2 separate regions of the Homo sapiens genome follow, and region 2 is linked to region 1. Evidence: read pairs that join two places in POLR2A ChIA-PET (ENCODE). Cell type or tissue: PC-9. All regions are shown on one strand. Each heading gives the region's core, and the rest is flanking DNA. Links, peaks and the distances in the headings are about the cores only.

Region 1 (7,957 bases), core at 1,561-5,560:
ATCCAACTGCAAAGCAAGGGCTATTTTCAGAAGGGCTTATCTTCAATATCCTCATTTCAGAATTGGTCTCTTTGCTCAGAGCAATACCTTGGGCAACACTGAGAACTCCCATCTCTAAGGTAAGAATAAAAGTTATTTCCTCATTGATGGAATATCTGATGAAGAAAAAGGAAGACAAAAAACAATAAATTATTCTCATAAAAGGTGATGCATATGAATAAATGTCAAATCCTTCTAGTATTTCTCATGTGGCTTGTACACAAGACTTCTATTTGATCTTTGGCTCTGCAGTTTCTACCACTAGATGACCCACATGTGTAATCTGGATAGGCAGCTAGTTTGCTTACATATAAATTAAATAGCCTCAAGTGTCAGCAGATCTCTGTATCTTTTTAATATCCCCCAAACTGCTTCAAGTAGGAACAGCTACAAAGAACCTTACCAAAGGACATGGAATTCACACTTGCCAAAGAAATCACTGCACGTGTAAATTAGAAACTAATCATCACTTCCTCTCTGGTTACAGTGGCAGCTTTGCCTCATAGTTTATGTTGAAATATACATTTTTATGAAATATTTCTCACTGTAGTCAGCATCAATTTAGGAGTATCAAACACTAATTCCCAGCTCCAGCATACCAGAAAACTAGAGACAGAGAAGTGCAGACAAAGGGAATTGACAAAGGCCTGGACTTTTCTTATACTTGAAGAAGCTAATTGTATTTGTAAATTTCTGGTTAAAAACCTGACAATTATCAGATCTGCCACTGCAAGGCTATTCCTCAATTTCTTCATCATATATTTTTCCCTAAAGTCTCTCAGAGAAGTAAAGGGCTTCTAGAGATGAAAATGAACTTGACAATCACGTTGCAACTCAAACTGATCTTGATTCTTTTCGTCACTTTTTAATTTATTGCAGATGGTGTAAATGGGATGTTTACTGGTTGGCAGGTAATGAGTCTTGTTGTAGATAATAGTGATGGACAGAATCTCACGCCTGTCGACATCCCAGCATCTCAGCAGCTATATATGGTTATCATCCATTGCTTTGAAGCACATATAATATTGTGACAGGATGCACAATATTTCCCCCATAGAAACGATGATTGGTACACCTGAATCTCACTAGTTCACATGTCATTTGTCCTGATTCCATCCTCACTGTCCACATGAGTAGACATTCTAAGATGTGATCTAATGGAAAATGTAATCTGTTTAAACATCCAAACACTCCTCTTCCAAGGTATCACCATTTATCACAACTGTCAGTGCCCCTGTGGAAGAGTAATGACCCTCAGGCATGGGATAATGCTCCATAGAGGCCTTATGAATGCCACTGTGAAACACAGAAATTGACCAGTTTTCAGTTGGGCTGGTATGTGCATCATGAAAGATCTGCACTTACTCACTAAATTACAAGTGGCTGTTTACCCTTTATACAATAAAGTCTAGGTTGGGAAGCCACAGACCCTGCTGACTTCAATTGTCCCAAACATGTGAGTACTAGATTTGGACCTGCCTTTGAAATGGACTTAAGCAGCTTGAAACTGGAAGTTGGATCACAGTCATTCAAAAATACATTGGGAGATAACATAGGTGTCATTGCCTTCCACTTTTTTGCCTTTTTAAAAAATCCTCTCTATCAATGGAGGATAACAACATCTCACTATCCACTATTAGCAATTAAAAACTAAACAGGGTAAGCATGCCAGTGAAAAGTTAACTATTTGTTTCCTTCTTGTAAGCTTCCCTTCATCCAGAAGAAAATCTGGATCTGGATCTGTTCATATATTGTTTCTACAAAGCAGAACAAAGGTGAACAGTTATGTGGTATGAACTCATGATTTTCAGGTCCCTCCCAATGGGTCCATTTCCTCATTGACGATTTCCTTGAAGTCCCCTGTACCTTCCCAATCTTATCTACATTTTCTATGAAGTCACCTTAGATAATAGGATCACTTGCACTCTAAGACTGTTTACATCTCAGTAAATGCTCTATCACTATGAAAGTTTCATCTAAAACATATCTATTCCTCAGTGCTCAGACACCCTGAAGATACCCTTCAGGATGTAGCATCCATATGAAGTCACAAAATACCAGTTGATCTTCCCGTGGAAATTGTTTTCCAATCTGTATGAATTGAATGGCTCAACTAAATAAATGAAGAAAATGAAATATTTTACTCACAGTGATTCATTCCATATTAAGAAAATACACTAAGTAATGAATGGCCCCTATGAAATCATTACAGTTATGAGCATCTTTTCTACTTGACAGATCTCTGTTCCCCTCGCAGATGAGTTATGCCAACCTAACTATACTTTTGGTATTCACAATATTCTGATTATTAGTATCTCCAAAGATGGGACTTAAGACACTTTCCTGAGAAGAGAAATTTACAATTAGATACATCTTAACAATTAATAAAATTAATGAGATAATGAAATAAGAAGCTCTCAGTATACTGCTGAGGATGCAGAAATCTTTTTGAGAATTAGGAATGTTCTAGAAGACAATAAAAAAGATCAGATTGTGAACTGAGCAAAACAACCTTTGATGTGAAGTGTCAGCCAGAAATGTCAATCCAATTCAAGACTGCATACAAAGGGGCACTGTGTCTTTGAGCTGAGAGGTATTATGTTACCTGATTATCTTCTCTGGAAGAATGCATTATGGTTTAGACACTTTTATTACCTGAAAGATGTAGACAAATTAGGGAAGATTAACAACCAGTTTTATTAGGAAGTAGCAGATGAGCTGGTGTGAATGGTACTGGTTGTTATGAGTTCTGTATTCTCTTTTCAGCTTTGATATGCTCTCATGTGGGAATAGTCATCCTTGAAATTTAGATAGGATAATTTATATTCTTTTCCCCAGAGAAAAGACAGTTTGGGAATGAAAGGGAGGGGAAGTGTTTAAAACAGCACAAGAACCTGGGATAACAGAAGGGTCAGAAATTCTATTATAGAATTTTTCAACTCCCATTTACAAAAATACAACCAACAATAACCAGTTCTTAAGCCTTTATTTGAATAAGCTCAGTACATTTAGTATTTGCAGTATGTTTTTCATATATAGTACCTAATTGTTTTTGGTCCACAGAATAAGGCTATTCTATGATACTATGTTATTATGTTCATGTTTTCCTGGAAATATAATTTGCAAGGTCATTCTAGGAACTCTGATTATGAAATTCAACATCACTTTAAGTCAGTTACCCTGAACTCTAATGCAGTTTCTTGTCTCTTCATACTTACCCTGGAGCTATAACCTATAGTCTTATAGAAGTGCCCTTTTCAAAAAGGCTCCCACTCCTTGCCTTCTGAATGACTGTCTAGATATATTTTCACCTGTAATTGCATACTACACCAAATTTGCATTATATATGAATGTGATTGAGAAATGATTAAGATAATTGTTTAGTTTATTAGTGAAAATAAGTGGTATATAAGCTAAAATAAATTATTATTTTTACACATGGCATTATTCCTAGTTGTATTTATTATGATTTACCATTTACTAAAGTATTTCAGTTGGTTGACAAGGAATAATAGCACTAAACTTCCTTCAAGCAATACTGGTGACTCACTACAGCCCTAATGTTAATACATTCCCTCAGACTTAATCTTTTAATTCTATTGGGAAACACCTATAAACACAACAGAATTTTTTCCTTTTCTGATGTTCATTCAAATTACATTACCTATTTCCACCATTCAGTGTAGTAATTTCTGGGAACTACCTTGAGGGGTGGATGGTGGTAAAGAATCAGGACATTTAAACTTCTATTAAAAAGGGACAGAAGAAGACTTTAGGTCACCTGTGATCTTAGGCAGCTTTCAGGAAACAGAGGAAGCACACTTGTGATGAACCTTCATAAAATTGGCCCATATTCCCAATAATTCCCTTACCTATTGAGATTCCTGGTTGCTAAGGACTTTATCAGTTACTTCAACAATCCTCCCTCCCCGCTAATAACAGTACCTCATTTGCGAACAATACTGGACTGTACTCACAATTCCTTTTCCCCTTCCTTTCAGAAAGAACACTTTTACGCCCCTAAATAGTCCTATAAATGGCCAAAGACATAGGACATGCTACATGATTCATCTCATGAATCAGTTTCTGTTCTCTTGGCTGTTCAACAAAAGACATTTCAAATTCTCCACGAGGCAATGTATTACACTGCCATGAGATTAATTTCTGTCTTCAACTTTGGACATTTCTTAACTATTAACTGGGATTACTTCCTTTTTGCTCCTCTACAACCCATTCTCTACACAGAAACTGTAGTGATTTCTTTCAATGTGACATTAGATTCTACTACAAAAATCACCAATGGCTGCTTACTGTAACTAGAATAAAATTCAAACTTCTCACTCTACAGCCTATATAGTCTGGTTCCTGATTCCTTCTCTGAACACATCACCAGTATACTTTTCCTTATTCACTGACCTGTCATAATTCACATGCCTAGCTCACTTGAGCCTCAAGGCCTTTGAAGTTGCTATTCCAATTTGCCTGAAATGATTTTCCTTCACATCTTCATATGGCTAGTTTCTAACATCATTCAGGTCTCAACCAAATGCCATCTCCTTACATGCCATCCGTGTGAGATTTTACTCTTACTTTCTTCATTTCATTCTTCATTGTGTGTTAGTGAGTTTACATGTTTATTAACTATCTCCCTTAACTAGAATGTTCCAGAAGGAAGGAGGACTTTGTGAGTTCTGATCACTATTGTATTTCCAGTGTCTGGAATAGTAGGTGCTCAACAAATACTTGCTGAGTGAATGAATAAATTAATGACCAAACAGTAAATAAATAGTAAACAAGGCCAATATCAATGCTCTTTATTACAGTAGTTATTTAAATGTACCTCAAAATGCTCTAAAAATAAATATGTGCTTTCCCTGCACATTAGGATTAAAAGTACTCATTTTACTAATTAAAAGCCAGGACCTCAATTTACATTAATGACTGGTCCAAGATCATATGGTAAATACGTATTGCACAATTCTGGTCTGAAATCTTGTTAGCCCAGTCAGTCCTACAGTGATTTACTTAGAACACAATTGTGAACCAGGTATAATTAATCTGAGGTCCACCAATAGGCTTGAGGGGGTTTGTGAATCCTTTGAAAAGGTATTGCACCCTCTTTTGGGAAGAGGGTCCATAGCTTTCATCATATTATCAATGGAAGCCATAAACTAAAAGAGGCTGGGAATCTCTTTAAGCAATACCATTCTGAAACAAATTATTCTTAACCTCCCTAGGTAGATTGGAAGGCTGCTGGCTTCAACATTTTCTGTAGAGAAGGAACACCTATGAAAATCCTATCACTGGCTGAGTAGACATATTTTCCTTTCCAGCACCAACTCTGGGGAATGGTGGGCCTCACAGGCTGGCTAACCCTTCTTGGAGTTCACGGGAAAAAGATGTCTAGTTCAAAGACGATGAGAAGGGAGGTATCATTCTAATCATGTGGAAAGCCCACTGTGCTTTTAGTTTGTGTTTGTAGCATTCTTAGCTTAATTTCAGGGATGTTATTGTAGCTGTGAAGATTAGATAATAATAAGAAAAACTAATTCTTAGGCACCAGACAGACAATATGAAAAAAATATATAATTCTAAATGTAGGTCAAATTTTATATTTATCAGCATTGATGCAGTGTTGTTTTGGTCTGTTCTTAAATTTTTGTTTTATGAAAAACAATGAATGCAATAATCTTCTAATACAGTGATTAAGAAACAGTGTATATTTTTCCACATACTATCAAAGCAGAGTAAAGAGTGAATTTTGCCATGGGAAATAGTGTATTGCTACAGTAAGTAAGAATATTAAGTTTACCAAGTTTTTCTAGACTGAAGACTTAACAATAAATAAGGCACATCTTCCCTGTAAGGTTTCTCTTGAGTCTGTTACTTTTCAGTAGATGATGATGATGACAGCAACAGCAGCTAACATTTGTTGCTTATTATGTACCAGGTCCTGCTCTAAGTGCTTTACATTTATTACTTCACTTAATCCTCCCAGCAACTATGTCCATGAATTAGGTATTATTATTATCTATTCTTAGAGATCAGGAAAGTCAGATGAGGGGTTATTTAACTTGGTAATGAGGGGTAAAACCAAGATTCATATCCCACCTGTCTGATGCCATGTCCAAGCCTTTCACCACTACACTTTCCTGTCTCCCTCTGTGGTAGTGCAGGGATACTTTGGAGATGTAACACATCTTAATTAAAAATACTTTATTGCTGAAAAGTGCTCACCACCCTCTGAGCTTTCAAGATTACCATCTGAGTGGTAATCTTTTTGCTGGTGGAGGGTCTTGCTTTGATGTTGATGGTTGCTGACTGATCAGGGTGGTGGTTTCTGAAGCTTGGGGTGGCTGTGGTAATTTCTTAAAATAAGACAACAATGAAGTTTGCCACATGATTGACTCTTCTTTTCACAAAGGATTTCTCTGCAGCAGGTGATGCTGTTTGATAGCATTTTACCCACAGTAGAACTTCTTTCAAAATTGGAGCCAATCCTCTCAAACTCTGCCATCGCATTATCAAATGAGTTTATAAAACATTCTAAATATTTTGGTTGTCATTTCAAAAAATGTTCACAGAATCTTTACCAGGAGTAGATTCCATCTCAAGAAACTCACTGCTTTGCTCACCCATAAGAAACTACTCTTTACCTGTTCAAGTTTGATAATGAAAGTATGAAAGTACAACAATTCAGTTACATCTTCAGGCTTCACTTCTAATTCTAGTTCTCTTGTTATTTTCATCACATTATGTACAGTTACTTCTTCTACTAAAGTCTTAAGTGCCTGAAAGTCATCCATGAGGGTTGGAATCAACTTCTTCCAAATGCCTGTTAATATTTATATTTTGACCTTGTCCCATGAATCACAAATGTTCTTTATGACATCGAGAATGGTGGATACTTTCCAGAAGGTTTTCAATTTACTTTGCCTATGTCGATGATAGAAATCACTATCTACGGTAGCTATAGCCTTATGAAATTTATTTTTTAAATATAAGACTTGTAAATCAAAATTACCCCTTGATCCATGGGCTGCTAATAGATGTCGTGTTAGCAGGCATGAAAACAACATTAGCCTCTTTGTACATCTCCATCAGAGTTTTTCGGTGACCAGGTATTGTCAATGAGCAGTAGTATGTTGAAAGAAATCTCTTTTTTCTGAGTGGTAGGTCTCAAGAGTGGGCTTAAAATATTCAGTAAATCATGCTATAAACAGATATGCTCTTGTCCTGGCTTTATTATTCCATTTATAGAGCTCAGGCAGGGTAGATTTAACATAATTCCTAAGAGCCCTAGGATTTTCTAAATGGTAAATAAACATTGGCTCCCAGTTAAAGTTACCTGCTGCACCAGCTCCTAACAAGACAGTAAGCCTATCCTTTGATGCTTTGAAACCAGGCATTGACTTCTCCTCAATAGCTATAAAAACCCTAAATGGCATTTCCTTCCAAGTAGAAGACTATTTCATCTATATTGAGAATCTGTTGTTTAGGTCAGCCACCCTCATCAATTATCTTAGCTAGATCATCCAGATAACTTGCTTCTCTATCAGCACTTGATACTTCACTTTGCACTTTTATATTATAGAGATGGCTTCTTTAATTCATCTTCATGAATCAATCTCCACTGGCTTCAAACTTTTCTTCTAAAGCTTCCTCACCTCTCTTGGTCTTCATAGAATTGAGGAGTCAGTGCCTTGCTCTGGATTAGGCTTTGTCTTAAGGGAATGTTGTGGCTGGTTTGATTTTTTTTTTTTTTTTGAGACGGTGTCACTAGGCTGGAGTGCAGTGGTGCCATCTCGGCTCACTGCAACCTCCGCCTCCCAGGTTCAAGCGATTCTCCTGCCTCAGCCTCCTGAGTAGCTGGAACTACAGACACGTGCCACCACACTCAGCTAATTTTTGTATTTTT
Region 2 (7,957 bases), core at 1,362-5,361, 120 kb before region 1:
TTTACATATGTTATCTCATTTGATCTTCATACCAACTACGAATGATTGATATTTTGCCCATTTTTTTTGTATAAGAATCCTAAGGTTCAGAGAAGTTACGTAAATATCCTTTGGTCACACAGCTAGTAGGGACTAAGCTGGAATTCAAATTGGAGCAGTAGGACACAAAGCCTGTGCTCCTCACCATGCCTTGCCAGGCCAGACTTCATGTGCTTTTCATGGCATGAAATCAGTGTTGGGGGAATTCTGCCCAGCATCTCTGGTTAGCAGAGTGAATTGCTTTTATCATTTGCCAACATGTCACAGAAAAAAACAAAACAACAAAAAAATTAAAACTCCTGGCTCTAGATTTCCTATCAACCTGAAGTTTGGCTTGGTTACATATTATTTGAATATCTGACAATCTTATAAAAAGTCTAACGAGAATAAAAAAATTCTTCATTTATGCTAGCTCCTATGTTAGCTAAAAATCTCCTATTCCTACATAACAATGTGCCTGGGGAACTCTCTCACTGCCAGAAACTCATCTGAAAATGCTGAAAAGTCAGAATTTGGGGCCTATATACTGACTAATGTTACCAGCTGTGAGTCAGCTTGAACATCAGTAATATGATATTTCCCGCTACAATTTGATTTGGTTAAAATGTGTTTGAAGTTCACCCTTTTATTAACTGGAATTACCACCTCCTGTAACTGGAGGGCCTCTGAGAACAGGCTGCTGGTGCAATCCACCTTCCCACCCGCCAACGGTGCATTTCCTGGCAACAAATACTATTAAATTGATAACTACAGAAATAGGTCAAAATGTCTTTTCAATAGTTGCTAATATTTCTCTAATGCTCCATAGCCTCCCTTTGATTCTTGTGCTGACATTTTTTTTTGATGAGTGCAGGAGCAACAACTGTTAAAGAGAAATGACCAGAAGAAAGGAAAGCTGGCTGGGGTGGATGGAGGTGCTCTTAGGAGTTCCCGTATCAGACAGAAAAGCTAGATCTCCCTAGAGGCCCAAGGGCCCCAAACTCAGCTCTGCTGTTGAGTTTGGTGACCCAGAAGAAAACCTGTGTCCCATCTGAGCCTCAATACTCTCATCTGTAAAAAGAGGAGACTCGAGATGACTGATTATTCAAATTTGCAAAATGCCCAGAGTTCACAGGAGGTAGAAGCCCTGACTTATCACAAAACATTTGGGTTTTAAATTTGTTTATAGTACTCTTATAATGTTACCTGTTAAGGCCTTGGCTATCCAAGATAGAAACTTATTTTCATACAAAAAAAGTAATATTGTGTTATATTTTCGTAAGAGAGACCCTTTGCTATCATACTGGGTTTTATTCACTATGTAAACCTATATTCCCTCCCTCTCTTTCCTCCAGGAACAAAGTTTGCTTTTCTGAGTTCACATCACATGTGTGATTACAGCAAAGACAGAAGTTTGAGGCTGCAGTGAGCCATGATTGTGGCACTATACTCCAGCCTGGGTGATTGAGCCAGACTTCAACCCTTAAAAAACAAAAAAGAAAGGGGTGGGGTGGGTATAGTCACATTGGGAACATAGCTGATTGTGAGCCTGCAAGAAGAAAAGTCCCCTTGCTAAAAAAGGTTTTCCAGCACTTCTTCTGAGATGCAAACATACCACGGAGGGGTCAAGCCATTCATGCCTTCATGCTATAACCACTTCAACTCCAAGAGAGTTATCTCAGTGTAAAGCAGTTTTGAACTGGAGCTGGAGGGAGGGATAGGGATAATTCTGGAACAGGGGAAGGTGAAGGAAGCAATCAGATTAACTAACACAAGGACCCTAGGCTCTGCTGGCAGAGGAGAAGATGAAGTGGGTGACAAGGACTGAAAAGAACCCAGTCTCTATTGCAGTTTTTGCCCAGGGCCTTGTCTGGAGCTGGTGAACCACTAAAAAAATCCCTTGAGAGATGTCATGGTTTATCAAAAATGCCTTTGGCTCTTCTGTTGCTCCATGGTTGTGCTGTTGCTCAACAGGCGGTCAGCAAACTACAGCCTACTTGGTTGAGGTGAGAGTAGCTTAATCTCATATAATTTAAACTCACAAAGACTATCTCTCCATCAGATCCCTTCTGTTTTCCTTCCTTTCCTAGAGCAGGGAGGAAAAAATGTGTGAAAGTAAGGGCAAAGAAGGAGGAGGAAGAGGTAGAAGAAATTAACCTTTCCTCAGCTTCCAAGTGAGTTAGGCTTTGTGTTAGGTAAGCATCTCTCTAGATCCTTCCAACAGCCCTGAAGATATTATTAGTAATAGGAAGTATTTTATAGGGTTGAAGCAGCTAACTAGAGCTCAAGGTGGCCAGTCAGGCTCCTTGTTACACAGCACTCTTTTCTCAGCTCCTACAAAATATTTATTTATATGTATATATTTCTTTTTCTTCTCCTCCTCCTTTCACTCATGGGTGCTTGAAAACAGGTTTAGGAGCCAGTCATGTGGAATTTATCTTTCAGGAATGTCGAACACCCCTTGAGTTATCCAAAGCATACCTGACTAGGAGTCAGGAGGCCTACATTTTCTGGATTAAGGCTTGGTCCTAACAAACTGTCAGTGTGGACAGGCCCATCCATCTCTGGGGTCTGCTCCAGGCCTTACAATTCTGTAATTCACACTCATCAATGTGGTGGCAGGCATTAGTGTGTTTGTACAAAACTCAGCAAGAAGTAGTCTCCTTAGATGCTACATGTAGACTGAAGCGAGGAACTGCCTCCTGCTAATGCCAGTTGTGTTTTGAGTAAGAAGAATAAAAGGATTGATCTGAGCTGAAAGCAGAAGGGAAGATGAGGGGAAGGCCACAGAACACATAGCTAGCAGTGGCATTGGTGGGGGTCTGAGAGAGGCAGAAGCCCAGGGCCAGAGCTGAGAGATCAGCTTGTTTTTAGCATACACGGATGTGTTTGATCACATGATGGTTGGGAGGTACCTAGGCTAAGATAATCTTAATGTTAGGTGCTCATTTTAAAACATCAATTTAATGACTGAAGCCTATTTTAATGATCCAATAAAGGCCAAAGCCCTCACTACTATGATACAACTATTTCTCCCTAGTATTCACTCCTTGCCAAAAAAAAACAAAAAAAACCAAAAAAAAACAAAACAAAACTTGGCTGAGACAGCTATAGAGTTTCTGATTACAAAACAAGATCACCTTGATCATAATCATCTCAAGGTGCTTGGAGGAAAGAAGGAGAGATGAGTTCTTCTGAACCACATTATGTGGACAGAAATCTTCAAAGAGTTTAATGGAGGAATTAACTTTTGAGGAATTGAAAAAGGTATCATTTTCAGTAAGAGAAAAAATGACTGATACTTTCAATTGGTATGCTAGGGAAAGATAAATTCTAGGCAAGACCAGCTCTATAATTTGTGGGGCTCAAGGAAAAATAAAAAAAGTAGGGCTCCTTATTAAAAAATTATTAAGAATTTCAGGACAGCAACAGAAGCACATCAAGCCAGGCATAGGGCCCGTCCAAACATGGGACCTTGTGCAACTGCACAGGTTGTATACCCATGAAGCTGGCCCTAGTTTTAGTTATTGTTTTTACCAAGGTATTCCAGTCCCAGAGCTACCCAGACCCAAATGGAAAAGCACATACCACAACTCTCAAAACTCTCAGTTAACCCTGTCTTCCTACGGTAAGGACACAACTGAATTCTGCAACAAGGATCAGAAAATCCTGGGGTCTGCCAACATATTTGATAGATTGCAACTGCACTGGCTTCTGCGACATTTGTCACAGTCACTAATCCGTGTTTCTGTCACAACCTAAGGATGCCCAGGATATCAATGTCTGGGAATTCAAACATATTTTCTAAAAACACAAATTTATTTAAAAACAACAACAAAACAAGCAGAAGTCACTAAAAAGAAGCTGAGTCCCCTGGATGAAAGTCTGCTCTTAATCTCTTTCTGGCTTTACCTTGAGTAGGTCTTGGGTGTATGCACACAGGTTCAGAAGTGCAGGTGAATTACCACAATAACTCTTTTCAGTTAGAGAAAAAATAGCAGAAACAGAAGAATCTGGTCATAGCCTAGCAGAAACTCCCTCATTTCACCAACAGTATGCTTTCTCCCTTTCTTATTATGCTAAGTTGAAGCGATGACTTCACTCTCCATGGAAGCTAAGTTTCTCTTTCCTGGATGCTTGGAATGGGCCTGGTGAAAAGCTATTGGAGGGTAACATCATGTCTAAAAAATGTATGTATGTATGAAGAAAGTAGAGATTTAAAGAGCTCAGACCAACATCAAAAGAATAACAGCAGTCCAAAGTGAAATGAATGTGGCCTCTTTTCCAATGACCTTAGGGACTTTATATATACTTAGCCTACTTCTTGAGTGGATAGACCAGTAGCTTGGCAGATGCCTAGGATGTCTGTACAGGTTGAAACTTAATTCCGTCCTTTCTATACATCTTTGTCCCATTAAAGAAAAATATCTAATATAGAGAACCAGTTCACTCCTACAGCCAGAATTATACTTTGACACTAGACCAATTGCTACATCCTTGATTTAGGATTTTTTAAAAGATATCTATTGGCAAAGCTAATCTTTTATTTGGCTTAATAGGTTTGTACTGCTGCTCTGCATAAGGCCATTAGGGTCCATAAGTAGATGGAAATGTGTTTGAATCTCTATAATCATGCTTAGATTTCAAAAGTCTTCCATTTCACAGAGGTGATGTAGGCTCAGCCATCATTTTCAAGTGTTTTAACAAATGGTAATCAGCAGAGAAGGTCTTACTTTTTTTTTTTTAAAAAGTGACTGACCTTCACAATGGATGCACACATAAAACTCTGATTCATTTATTTTAAAACCATTCTCCCCTGCTGTAAATAGATAGCTACGATATATACATTAATATATGTGTGCACAATCAGCCTTAGCAATACTGCTGTGAAGTAGATGAGGATAGATGGTTTTCTATTTATTTGACAAATACACTATTACACAGATAGGTTAAGCGATTTGTCCTGTAAGGAAGGGTGGAGCTGGGGGAAAAAAAAATCCTCCCACATCTGCTCTTACATGATACCACTATGGAATTGGGTATCCTTTATTGTTTTTGAGTGACTTGATCTAAATAATGGGTAATGTAATTTTCCTGAAAAAAATTTCACTATTTCTCTCATTCCCTCTTACTTTCTTCTTCTCTCTGCTTCTCCTCTGAGATTATTATAAACTATTGATAAATGTGGTTGCTCTAAATTTACACTTGCTCTTCATGGGCTTTGATGGGTTTCAGCTTCTAAAGAGAGCATAGGGGAGAAAAAAGCTTATTTCTAAAAGGTTTTAAAAGGATAGATAACGCTGGGACAGTTTATTTGAATTAATGTCACTATAAAGTGGATACTGGTACGAGTACTGTCTTGGACCCTTCTCTCGCAAGAGCTAGTCCAAAGGCTCTGAAGTGATACCATGGGAAGGAAGAGCTTTTTGGAGGCAGAACCTGCTCATCAACACTCTGCTATTCTCCTGGGATATCAGACAAAAGCCAGAGCTTTCTGTGCACCTTCCTGTTGAACTGCTTTAACTTGGAACTATTCTCTACATTAGGGCTGTCCTCTCTGAGTCCCTGACCTTAGATGGTCTTTCTCTATTTTGGCACATATTTGCATATCAGTTACGGTGACATATTTGATAAATAATGGGCCTCACTGTTTTTTGGCCAGTGAAAAACTATTTTGCTATTATTTTAACTCTTTATTATCTCTTTTGTCGATTATTTGTGTGACTAAAAAGATTTCTTGTCTCTTATCATGCTTCTGGTTACTGTTTCTCAATGTCATCTGGTAAATGCTTAGAAAATACAATTTTATTTTGATAAATTCTAAACAAAACATAATTATGAAGAAAAACCAACAGAGACAAGTATATAATGAATTTTGAAGCTAAATATAATAAATAGTTCTGAATTTTCTGCCACTCCGGCTCATTTAGAATGTAACATTGCTGACAAATTAGTTATTCATGCTGTTTTTTAAAAATCAGGGGCAAAATTATAAGTTTCAATTCTCCTAATAGGAGTTATAACCCCTGCAGCATGAAAGCACTTGAGTAATGTTTGCTATGTGAAACTGGCTTCGGTGATTTCTCCTGAAGGAAACTGCACTATCAAAACCTTCATCAAGGCTGCTTCTGTTTAAGACCCACTGCACTACGAATGTCCCTGTACCCGTCAGAACCTTGGCTGGCTGTCATCCCATCAAGCACCTCATCTGCAGTTGCCACTCAGACATGTAAAGCGTGTGTTTGGGGACGACGCGCGGTGGAATGAGAAGGGATACAGAGCTCTGTTGTACCACTACATTTATTGTAAGCAACCACTTACACGGCAACTGCTTTGCTCTTTTATATTCTAGGCAACACACCGGTGAATATAATTCATAATGAACATATTCAACATTTTTTCCATCAGTTCAATACATTATTCATAAATATTAGAGATGGAAAGACCTGGAAGATTACAGAGTCCAAACCTCCTTTTTGTAACTCCCTTTCCCCTAACTGTTGATGGTAGCTCAAAAAATCCAAACCAAAACCAAAACAAAAAAAACCACCAACAAAACAAAATAAACCAAACAAACAAATAAAATACAAACACACAAGGAAAGCAACAAATTTACAAATTTTATAAGTAAAGTGAAAAGCTCCAAAGCTCGTGTTTGGTGGGGGTTGTTGGGGGCAGGATTTACACTGATGGAGCTCGCTGAAGACTAGGAGTATGGATGACTCTTTGCTTTGAAGACAGGCCAAGGGAGGGAAATGTCAGTTTCCCCCTTTTAGATAACAATTCAAGGTAAAGCCCAAGAGGCAATACCAAGTTCTTGGCCAAGTGTTAACTATCCATCTCTACAGCCTGTTGTGGACTCAGGACTCAGGCACTCTTCTCTTCATTTAGAACTTGAGATATTAATGCTAATGATAAAAAGAAAATGTATAAATGAATAGAGAGTGAAAACTACTAGAGAATGCTCCCTGGGATTATCTGTACTATCAAGATAGGAAAACTTTGCAGATGCTACTGTCTCTCTAGAGGAATAAATGCTTGCATTTTAATATTCTCAGCAGCTGGTTCCTGTTGAATGCCATCAGGATGATTCAGCCACCCACCAGGAACACCAGTAACAGCAAGTGCACACACAGAAATCTGCAAAACTTTCTTCTCTTGATGCCAACACCATTACTCTGGCAAAGTCAAAATCCTTTATTGAATTATCAGTTCTACTAAATGTGACCTTGTTCCCCTCACAAATACCAGCTTATTCTCAAATAAATGGAACTTCTGGCTGATTAAAATGTAACATTCCTTCTGACTTGAGCACACCCTGCTGTCAGTCTCTCTTCTGCCATGTTCATGTGATCTACCTCTTTTTCGTTTTCTTGCTATCCACTGAAACCTTGAAGGACTGGCAAGATCCATACATACTCAGAGTCCACTTTGTATGTTGCTCTGCTTGCTAAACCCATACATTTAATGTTATATCTCTACCCTTACATGTCTCAAGTTATTTCATCATTTCCATTTTTTAGACATTTTCTATTTCCACAGAATGTGTTTGTATGTCTGGAAAAACAGAAATGTGTAGCTGAACTGCATTTACCATTGACCTCATTAATACAGAATTACCATGCCATATTCAAGCTAGATAAAAATGCTATACTTGCCCTCTTCTTCAAATTTAGACCAGATTACACACTAAAGGGAAGAAAATGCCAAAGATGACAGCTAGCTATCAAAAAGATCTCACTGTCTCATTTTCAGGTCTCCAAAGTAAAATCTAAGGACATTCAACACAGATTCAGGTGCTCTCAACAGCCATGAAAATATATGGCTGAAGAGGGAATCTATAAATGTAATGAATACACAATTGGCTTATAACAGATGCAACCAAAATTAAATTCGATATCTTGACCTGCTCTCCAAAGTGAAAGTTTCTAGTTTAGGC

The links. ChIA-PET counts read pairs that join two places held together with the same protein. Peaks named below come from ENCODE experiments on the same cell type or tissue, not always from the same donor. Only the 100,000 strongest peaks of a DNase experiment are listed, where the experiment ranks them.
Region 2: POLR2A ChIA-PET joins it to region 1 with 8 read pairs; 2 of 35 experiments call an interaction of 5 or more read pairs at or near these places.

Annotation. Positions count from the first base shown.
Region 1 is chr3:114,554,388-114,562,344 of GRCh38, forward strand. The region is part of intron 6 of ZBTB20 (zinc finger and BTB domain containing 20); the gene reads right to left. Among named protein-coding and RNA genes, the nearest start is that of ZBTB20-AS5, 100 kb to the left of the region's middle. In PC-9, for the core only: no CTCF peak of the experiment used is centred there; a DNase peak (open chromatin) is centred at 3,594.
Region 2 is chr3:114,435,344-114,443,300 of GRCh38, forward strand. All of the region lies in intron 7 of ZBTB20 (zinc finger and BTB domain containing 20), which reads right to left. Among named protein-coding and RNA genes, the nearest start is that of ZBTB20-AS5, 14 kb to the right of the region's middle. In PC-9, for the core only: no CTCF peak of the experiment used is centred there; no DNase peak of the experiment used is centred there.